2 separate regions of the Mus musculus genome follow, and region 1 is linked to region 2. Evidence: chromatin loops called from intact Hi-C (ENCODE). Cell type or tissue: heart. All regions are shown on one strand. Links, peaks and the distances in the headings refer to the core of each region. The heading gives the core; the rest is flanking DNA.

What was found. Hi-C counts contacts between places; a loop is a spot of excess contacts. Peaks named below come from ENCODE experiments on the same cell type or tissue, not always from the same donor. Only the 100,000 strongest peaks of a DNase experiment are listed, where the experiment ranks them.
Region 1: it touches region 2 in a loop (2.2-fold over the local background); 3 of 42 quality-filtered maps call a loop at or near these places.

What each region holds. Positions count from the first base shown.
Region 1 is chr5:35,699,270-35,703,115 of GRCm38, reverse strand. It overlaps Sh3tc1 (SH3 domain and tetratricopeptide repeats 1), which reads left to right. Exons shown (of 18, transcript NM_194344.2): 14 at 1,115-1,265; 15 at 2,409-2,531; 16 at 2,709-2,859; 17 at 3,209-3,405. Among named protein-coding and RNA genes, the nearest start is that of Gm31888, 19 kb to the left of the region's middle. In heart, for the core only: a CTCF peak has its summit at 1,910 (motif pointing left); a DNase peak (open chromatin) is centred at 1,815; H3K27me3 peaks cover 847 bases.
Region 2 is chr5:35,969,861-35,973,706 of GRCm38, reverse strand. All of the region lies in intron 9 of Afap1 (actin filament associated protein 1), which reads right to left. Among named protein-coding and RNA genes, the nearest start is that of Afap1, 78 kb to the right of the region's middle. In heart, for the core only: a CTCF peak has its summit at 1,660 (motif pointing right); DNase peaks (open chromatin) are centred at 796, 1,666 and 2,806; H3K27ac peaks cover 971 bases.

The DNA of each region.
Region 1 (3,846 bases), core at 783-3,282, 270 kb after region 2:
CTACCTGCCTCTAGTCTTTAGTTGTCAGCCTGGGGCCAGGTGGGTGTCCTTCACCCACCAGATGTCCGATGGTGGCCATGTGTTCTCCAGGCTTCTCACCACAGAGGGCAGAGCCAACTAGCTACCCTGGAGCCAAGGCTCAGGGTCATGTTGGAGGTGTGACCTACTGAAGTTCTGGCTAGCCTGCCAGTTGGGAAACTCCTCAGTGTGACACCTCTCCTAAGGCAGGGGGCACCAGAGCAGGGAAGACCCTGTGAGGAAACAGGAGAGACCCCTGTCCTAGCACAGACTCACAGCAGGAACGGTGGCCTGGAGCCAGACTTCTTGGATACATCCCTGGGCTGCTGTCCATCTCCCCTGGAGCATGTTGTAGTTTCTCAGCCCCACCCAGGCCTCAGGGCCAGCCGCTGCTGAGAGCAGTCCTCTGTAACACTGCAGTATATACAAGTTTAAGAAGCCCTGGTGAATGATCTGAATTCTGCCGTATGCCAATATCTCTCAGAGAATACAGACTGTGTGTTAGGGTTTCTATACCATGACCACAAATAACTTGAGGGAAGAAAGGGTTTATTTTCATTTCCATTTCTATATCATAGCCCATCATTGAGGAAAGAAAGGGCAGGAACTCAAAACACAGCAGGAAGCTGGAAGCAGGGGCTGATGCAGAGGCCATGGAGGAGTGCTGCTTACTGGCTTGCTCAGCCTGATTTCTTAAAATGCCCAGGACCACTAGCCTGGAAGTAGCTCTGCTTACAGTAAGCTGGCCCTCACACATCAATCAAGAAAACATACTGTAGGCTTACCCACAGGCCAGCCTGGTGGGGACATTTTCTCAAATGAGACCCCCTTTTCCCAAATGACTCTAGCTTATGTCAAGTTGACATACAGCTAGCCATTACTGGCTGGATTCAGCATGCTGGGGTTGATGGCACATAGAGGCCTCCTTACACATAGCTGCCCTGTCTTCCCTCGGAAGAACTGCCTTTGTCTTTCCATGCTGTGACTGGGTGCCTGGGGCAGGACATGGTGCTGCCCACGGAGGATTCCTTCAGGTCCTGACCTTCCAGGCCGTTCTGTAGGCAGATCCTGTTCTGATGCCTGTGTCTGACCCCAGGGCCTACAAGTCGGCTCTGGATTACACTAAACGGAGCCTGGGGATTTTCATCGACCTGCAGCAGAAGGAGAAGGAGGCACGCGCCTGGCTGCAGGCAGGGAAGATCTACTATATCCTGCGTCAGAATGAGCTGGTGGACTTATACATCCAGGTGCGCTCAGTGCTGGCAGGGTGCACTGGCTCCCTCCCTCACCACCCAACCCACCTATCTACCCACCCACTGCCCTGCGCCCACCTGCTTATTGACCTAACTGTCTACTCAGCCATTTATTCTGCCCTCTCACCTATCCACCCATCTACTCACTCACCCGTTGACCCACCAGCCATCTATCCACCCATCCATCCTTTCATCCACCTACCCACTCATCCATCCATCACATCTCCTCTTCACTACACATTCATTTGTCCACCCACCCACCTGTGCATCCCCTCATCCACCCATATGCCCATCCACGTGTTCTCTTCACCCGCCCATCACAGTTGTGCACCTTCCCACTCTGGCTTCCTCAATTCCCCTCCATGCCCAGCCTCTCTGATAACCATCTGAGCTCCCCGGGCAGAAGGTGGGCCCCCGCATAGTACCCACCCTTGTCAGTACATAGCAAGTGCTTAGTGTACGTAGGAATGATGTGTCCTCTCAGCTTGCACACAGAAGAGCTTGCTTCGGCAATCTGGACAGATGAGGAGCACAGGCGTGGCATGGTGAAGTGAGGATCTAGGATCCAGGAGCCCAGGGAAGGGCCATCTGACTGGAGATCAAGCAGCTTTGAGCCAGGGTGGGGAGCTAGCGCCACCTGCTGGGAGAGAATATCAAGGTCCTGCCTAGAAGCTGGAGCGAGGGTGTATTTATTATCTCATCACTGAGCAGATGTTTTTTGTGCACCTACTCTGTACCAGGCATTGCAGGCATCCCTGAACACAGCAGAGAAGCCCCAGCCTCAGGCTCTGTCTTGTAGCACTGATGGGAGAGAAGTGGGTATGGATGGGTCAGGAATGAATAGGATATGGTGGGAAACCACAGGAGGGGCAGCCAGCTGTGATTCCAACATAGTGGGCAGGTCAAAAGCCAGGCCCGAGTGCTTCCCTGCTCACCCGGGCAGCCCACACCTGCTAGGCTCTGGGGATGCAGCTGAACTGAAACTTCCTAGCTCTCTGGTCCTGAAAGCTCCTCTCCTCAGAGCCACAAACCCACAGGGACAGAGGGAGGTTGGTGTCTCCAAGTGTGAGACCCATGTCTCAAGAGACACGGCCTTTCCAGAAGGTACAATCTCTAGAGAACGTCTGGTTCTTACAGGTGGCACAGAATGCAGCCCTGTATACTGGGGACCCCAAGCTGGGCCTGGAACTGTTTGAGGCAGCAGGGGACATTTTCTTCAATGGGACCTGGGAGCGGGAGAAAGCTGTGTCCTTCTACCGGGTGAGTGGCCACTCTATGTGGGGGTAACCCCAGCTCCCAGCCTGGGATGTCAGAACAGAACCAACCTCTGTCCCATGGAAAGACCAAAGGGAGGTGACAGTTCCTCACACACATGTGGGCTTAGGAGGAATTTTGCTTGGTGGGTACTGCAGATACCTAACCTCAGTATATGAACAGGACCGGGCACTGCCCCTGGCTGTGACTGTAGGAGACCAGGAAGTGGAACTGCGCCTGTGCAACAAGCTGGTGGCCCTTCTGTCCGCGCTGGAGGCACCCCAGGAGGGCCTGGAGTTTGCCCATGAGGCCTTGGCACTCAGCATCACCCTAGGTGAGTCCTCAGCCCTCAGCTCTGCTTGGCCTCCAGTCCCAGGTGTGGAGGCTTGGCTTCTCCCATCTCCTGCGGGAACAGCTCAGCAGCTCTGCTGAGCCTGCAGTGCCTAGCCCACGGCTGAGCACAGAGCGGGCAGGGACTTAGGAGAGAGCAAAGCTCGGGGGCTTTCTCTGCTTCTTTCTCTTGCTGGGACCACATGCCGGCCCGCTTGCCCTGCTTTCCACACGGAGGGGCGGGCGGCAGGGGTGGGGGGGACTTGGACTTGTGTAGGTTGTCCTCGGCCTGCCTGCCTTACTGGGTAGTGTCCTCACACCTGCCCCTCCACCTGCACACCCCCCTCCCCCAGGTGACCGCCTGAATGAGCGAGTGGCCTACCACAGGCTAGCCACCCTGCACCACCGGCTGGGCCACGGGGAACTGGCTGAGCACTTCTTCCTCAAGGCCCTGTCACTCTGCAGCTCGCCCCTGGAATTCGATGAGGAGACCCTGTACTATGTGAAGGTCTACCTGGTGCTGGGTGACATCATCTTCTATGACCTGAAGGTGGGCAAAAAGGGTTGGGGCTCAGCCTGGGGTACATTCATTGCTCTGTCTGAGTGCGGGGAAGGGTGGGGGCTCAGCCTAGGGTAGAGTCATTGTTCCACCTGAGTGTGGGGTCTACACTGTAGTCACTGTCTCCCAGCAATGGCCTCACGTTCTCTTGGAGCCAGACCTGACTCTGAAAAGTCAGCGAGGTCGGCAGACAGGACTACCCTCTTGTGCTGGTCAGACTTGGCCCTCTCATGTAACAAACAGAAGGCAGAGGGCACCATATTTTCCCAGCAGTGGGAAAGGCACTAGGAAGCTTCCTGAATGCGGTGATTTCTCCCAAAGGAATGGAAAGAGACAAGGACATGTATGAACATTGACCACTCACATAGCAGAATCCAGCCCATACCATGGTGCCTCTTCCAGGAAGCCCACCCAGGATGTCAGCCTTTGTCC
Region 2 (3,846 bases), core at 588-3,087:
AGGGTGGCCAGCGGGTAAAAAGGAGGATAGTGGAGAAGGCTAGGTGTCGCTCAGCTTCTTCCAGGTCTTGCACACATACGTACTCAGACCCTCAGTGCTCAGATGAAGGTTTGCACACCTCTGATGAGTTTTTCTTCAAGATATATTCCCAGTGAGTACCCACATATGCAAAATGTGAGTCCTTCTCTGGCTGGGGGCCTCCTGAGTCCACACACTCTTAACACTCTAACATGCATCTCTTGCCTCGTGAGGCGAAGAATCTCTGATGTCACAGACACCAAGACAGAAGCCTGTGAGCACCAGAAAAGGGGACTCTTGTGTTCAGGCAGCTTCTAGACATTTTTCTTCAAGGGCCATCTAGGAAGGAGAAGGAAGGCATCTTCAGATGTGGGGTGCCCTACCAGAGGCCATAGCCAGACCTGATGCCTACATAAAATCAAAGACAGATAAGGGGGATTGTTCCCAGTACAGCTGCAGGTTTCGCTTGAGAAACCGCAGCTAAATGATATTATTCTTTTTAAAGGCTTTTAATGTATAGATGGGACTGTTCTGATTCATTACTGTTTTAAAAGGAAGAAGGAAAGCCCTGCTTTAAAACGCAGTCAGACGAACATCTTACTAGAACTGTTTTGAAGGCTATCAACAGCAATCAATCACGCAGAGAGCCAGGCACTAGACCTCTCTGAGTAGACGTCACCTGTATCAACAGAGCCTAAGTGTTTTCTGAGCGCACGCCCACAAACAGGATGGCAGGAAGGCCTGAAGTAACTTGATCTATTCTGGAGACATGGATCACATGTGCATGGGCTCTTTAGCCACTGTTACAGAGCCACTCTGGACGGGGAGTGGAGGCACATGCCTGTGAGCCCAGCATGCAGCAGGGAGGCTCAGAGAGATCATGAGTTCAAAGCCAACCTGGGCTATATAATAAGACCCTGTCTCAACAACAACCAAAACCAGAAACAAACAAACAAACAAAAAACTAACCAGTGTGGTAACATATATTTTCAGTACTCGGGAAGTTGGATGCAGGACATGAGTTCAAGATGAATCTGTATGACACATGATGACCTTGCCTTTAAAAACAAAAAAAGCTCTGAACTCTAGGGCATATGGGCTTCATGAAGCTGCCAGATAGGGAAAAGATGCATCGTGTGTGAGTCGGCTGAGTTGTCTGTGACTGGGCCTAAGCAAGGATTAGAGATCTAGTGGCACAAGACCCTCCAGTGACCGCACTGTAGAGAGCCTCAAGCAGATAGTCTCAGACGCCAGCCTGGACAGAACTGACAGCAGCACCAGCCCACTCCTCGCTCCTCACTCCGGATGGAGTCTGCCCACAGTCATCAGATGCTGCCGCTTTCCCAACATTTCAGCCATAGAAGGATGATTGCATGAGACAGGTCCTCCCTTAAGTTAAAGCATGACTTCATGGGACATTACCATATTTTAATACATTCTTGGGATTTAAGTTTCAGAGAGAGAGAGAAGCAGGAAACTCAGACATGTTCACAGCTGTGTTTGTCAACAGGCCCCCATGGCACCTCACTTTCTCAAGAAGTGATTCCCAAGTTTTCATTTTCTTGGGGAGGGAACACAGAGGTGAATAAGGTCAGGCGGGGATCTGCCAGATCTTCCAGCTAAAGCAGACATCTGCCACCAGAGGGCGGCAGAGTGCAGCCAGGACCTTAAGACCTGGATGTGGACGGGCTTGGAGGCTTCTGGGGAACAATTAGATGAGGGATTTGTTGTTTGATTTTTCCACTGGTTTTTATTCTTTTTCTATTTTTATAACCCCACTTATATTATAGTAATGTGCTAATATATCTTTAAAACTGGGTAATTTCAGTTTAATATTTTGAGATTCTTTCCACTCCAAATTCTACAGAAAGAAAGGCAAGATTAAACAAGGTCTCGTTTGAATTCTAAAGTTAACTCTACAGGCCTCAGAGTCTACCTTTTTCACCCGAGCCTGGGCAGGGCTGAGTGTGCAGATGTGTTTCGTTGACTTTAAAGCACAGCAGGTAAAGAATAGACAGTGGTGGTAACACAGACCCTTAGCCCCTGCCCAGTTCACCTCCCATGTTCACAGAAACCAAGGAACCGTTGGAACCCACATCCCAGACAAGCAGCCCGAATCCCCAAAGCAATGAGTGGCCTTGCCAGCATCTTCTGGGCCCTGCGCTGAGTGATGGTGACACTGCAGAGCAGTGTCATAATCTAGCAATGCAATGAGGCTTGGACCAGTCTGAGCTCCCAGGTGGACAGCAAGAGGAGGCCTTTGTGCTTGTACCTAGGATGATGTGACTAGTATAAGGCACCTGTGTGGGGCAGAGAGAGGGTAGACAGACAGGAGGAGGGCTGGAGGGAGGGTACATTTCCAGGTCTCACGGCTTTGCTTATAGAATAACAAGAACCCTGGGACTTTGTCAGACCATGGAAGGCCAGGAAAAAAAAATCATCTTGGGTTTGGAGTCTTGGTGTGTCTCTTGGGTACATTACCCGGAGGGCTGCAAACAAGCTGCCCAGACCAACACTAATGCATCCCTCAAAGGCCTCTCAAGGGATGAAGATGGCACCTAGGGCCACCCAGCTACCTCTGCAGCTCTGCTCCCCACCCACGAAAGCCCTGCAAGAGCACCCCAGGAAACCACAGCACCCCGTCTAGCTTAACCAGACTGCAGTGCACAGGTGTGCACCAAGCTCAGCTCAGTAATTCCCGGGACCCTTTTCTGCCTGCTCAGCTGCTCTGCCCTTCTGGCCCCATCAGCTTAGCACTGTCTCCCAGCAGCTGCAGGGGCTCAGCTTGGCAGGGTCAGTCCCCCCGGGCCCCAGTCCAGCTCCCTTCCTCTGCTGAGAGCCCTGCAGCTGCTCTGAAAGGCTGAAAATGGCCATTGTTCCCTGTTCCCCTAGAGACACGTACCCTTACCTCTGGTCTGGCAGAGAGCTGCGTGTCCATTTTAGAGTTGTGCGGACAGAGGCCATTGTCTCGGCAGAAGCCAGAGCTGTGACCAGCAAAGTCTCAGGCCCCTGCTCTCAGGATCACCCAAGCTCTCAAGAAACTGACTAGCATGGAGACAGTAATGCTGTGGGCATCTGTGGGCAGGCCTGCAACGCTGTGCTCTTCTGATAAGGAAGTGCCATGACTTACAGGGAGTCAGAGAGTATTGAGGAGTGGAGTCACCCGCTTGTGAGGGCAGGGGCCACCAATTCTGCTGAGGCCCGAGACTCATGACTTCTCTGAGGCACGCCATTCTCCTCTGCAAGAGGAGGGCCCAGACTGTGACCTCTGACCTGCCTTGCCATGTTAATTAATACACAACCATTCCTCCTTAAAGCATTTCTACCTCTAGTCTTGAATCCCGGCGCTCAGGAGACAGATGCAGCAGGCAGATCTCTGTGAGTTCAAGACCTGCCTGGTGTATATGGTGAGACCGTGTCTCAAAAACAATAATTTCTTATTATCTCTAACCTAGATCAGTTGAAAAAAAAAGCAGAAGCTAAACTCTCCTTAACTCCAGACTGCTGTCATCTCAAGGGCTGATGACAAAGGCAGGAAGAAAGACTATGTCCCCAAGAGCTCCAGGAAGATGGAGAGGTTGGCCAGGAGCAGTGTGGCAGTGTCCCCAGCCTCTCCCAACTCGGTCACAGCTTTGTCCAGCTGTCTGCACTCCAGCCAAGTTCTCTCCTCATAGAAAGGAATATGACATGGAGACCTTCATTACCAGCTGACCTGAGTCTGTCCTGTTCCCAGCAACTACTTGATGATAAATAGTCCAGGGATCTGGGGTGCACGTAGCTCCTGGTACCTATGGATGCTATTATTCTTTCCTGACTCGGAACCCAAGG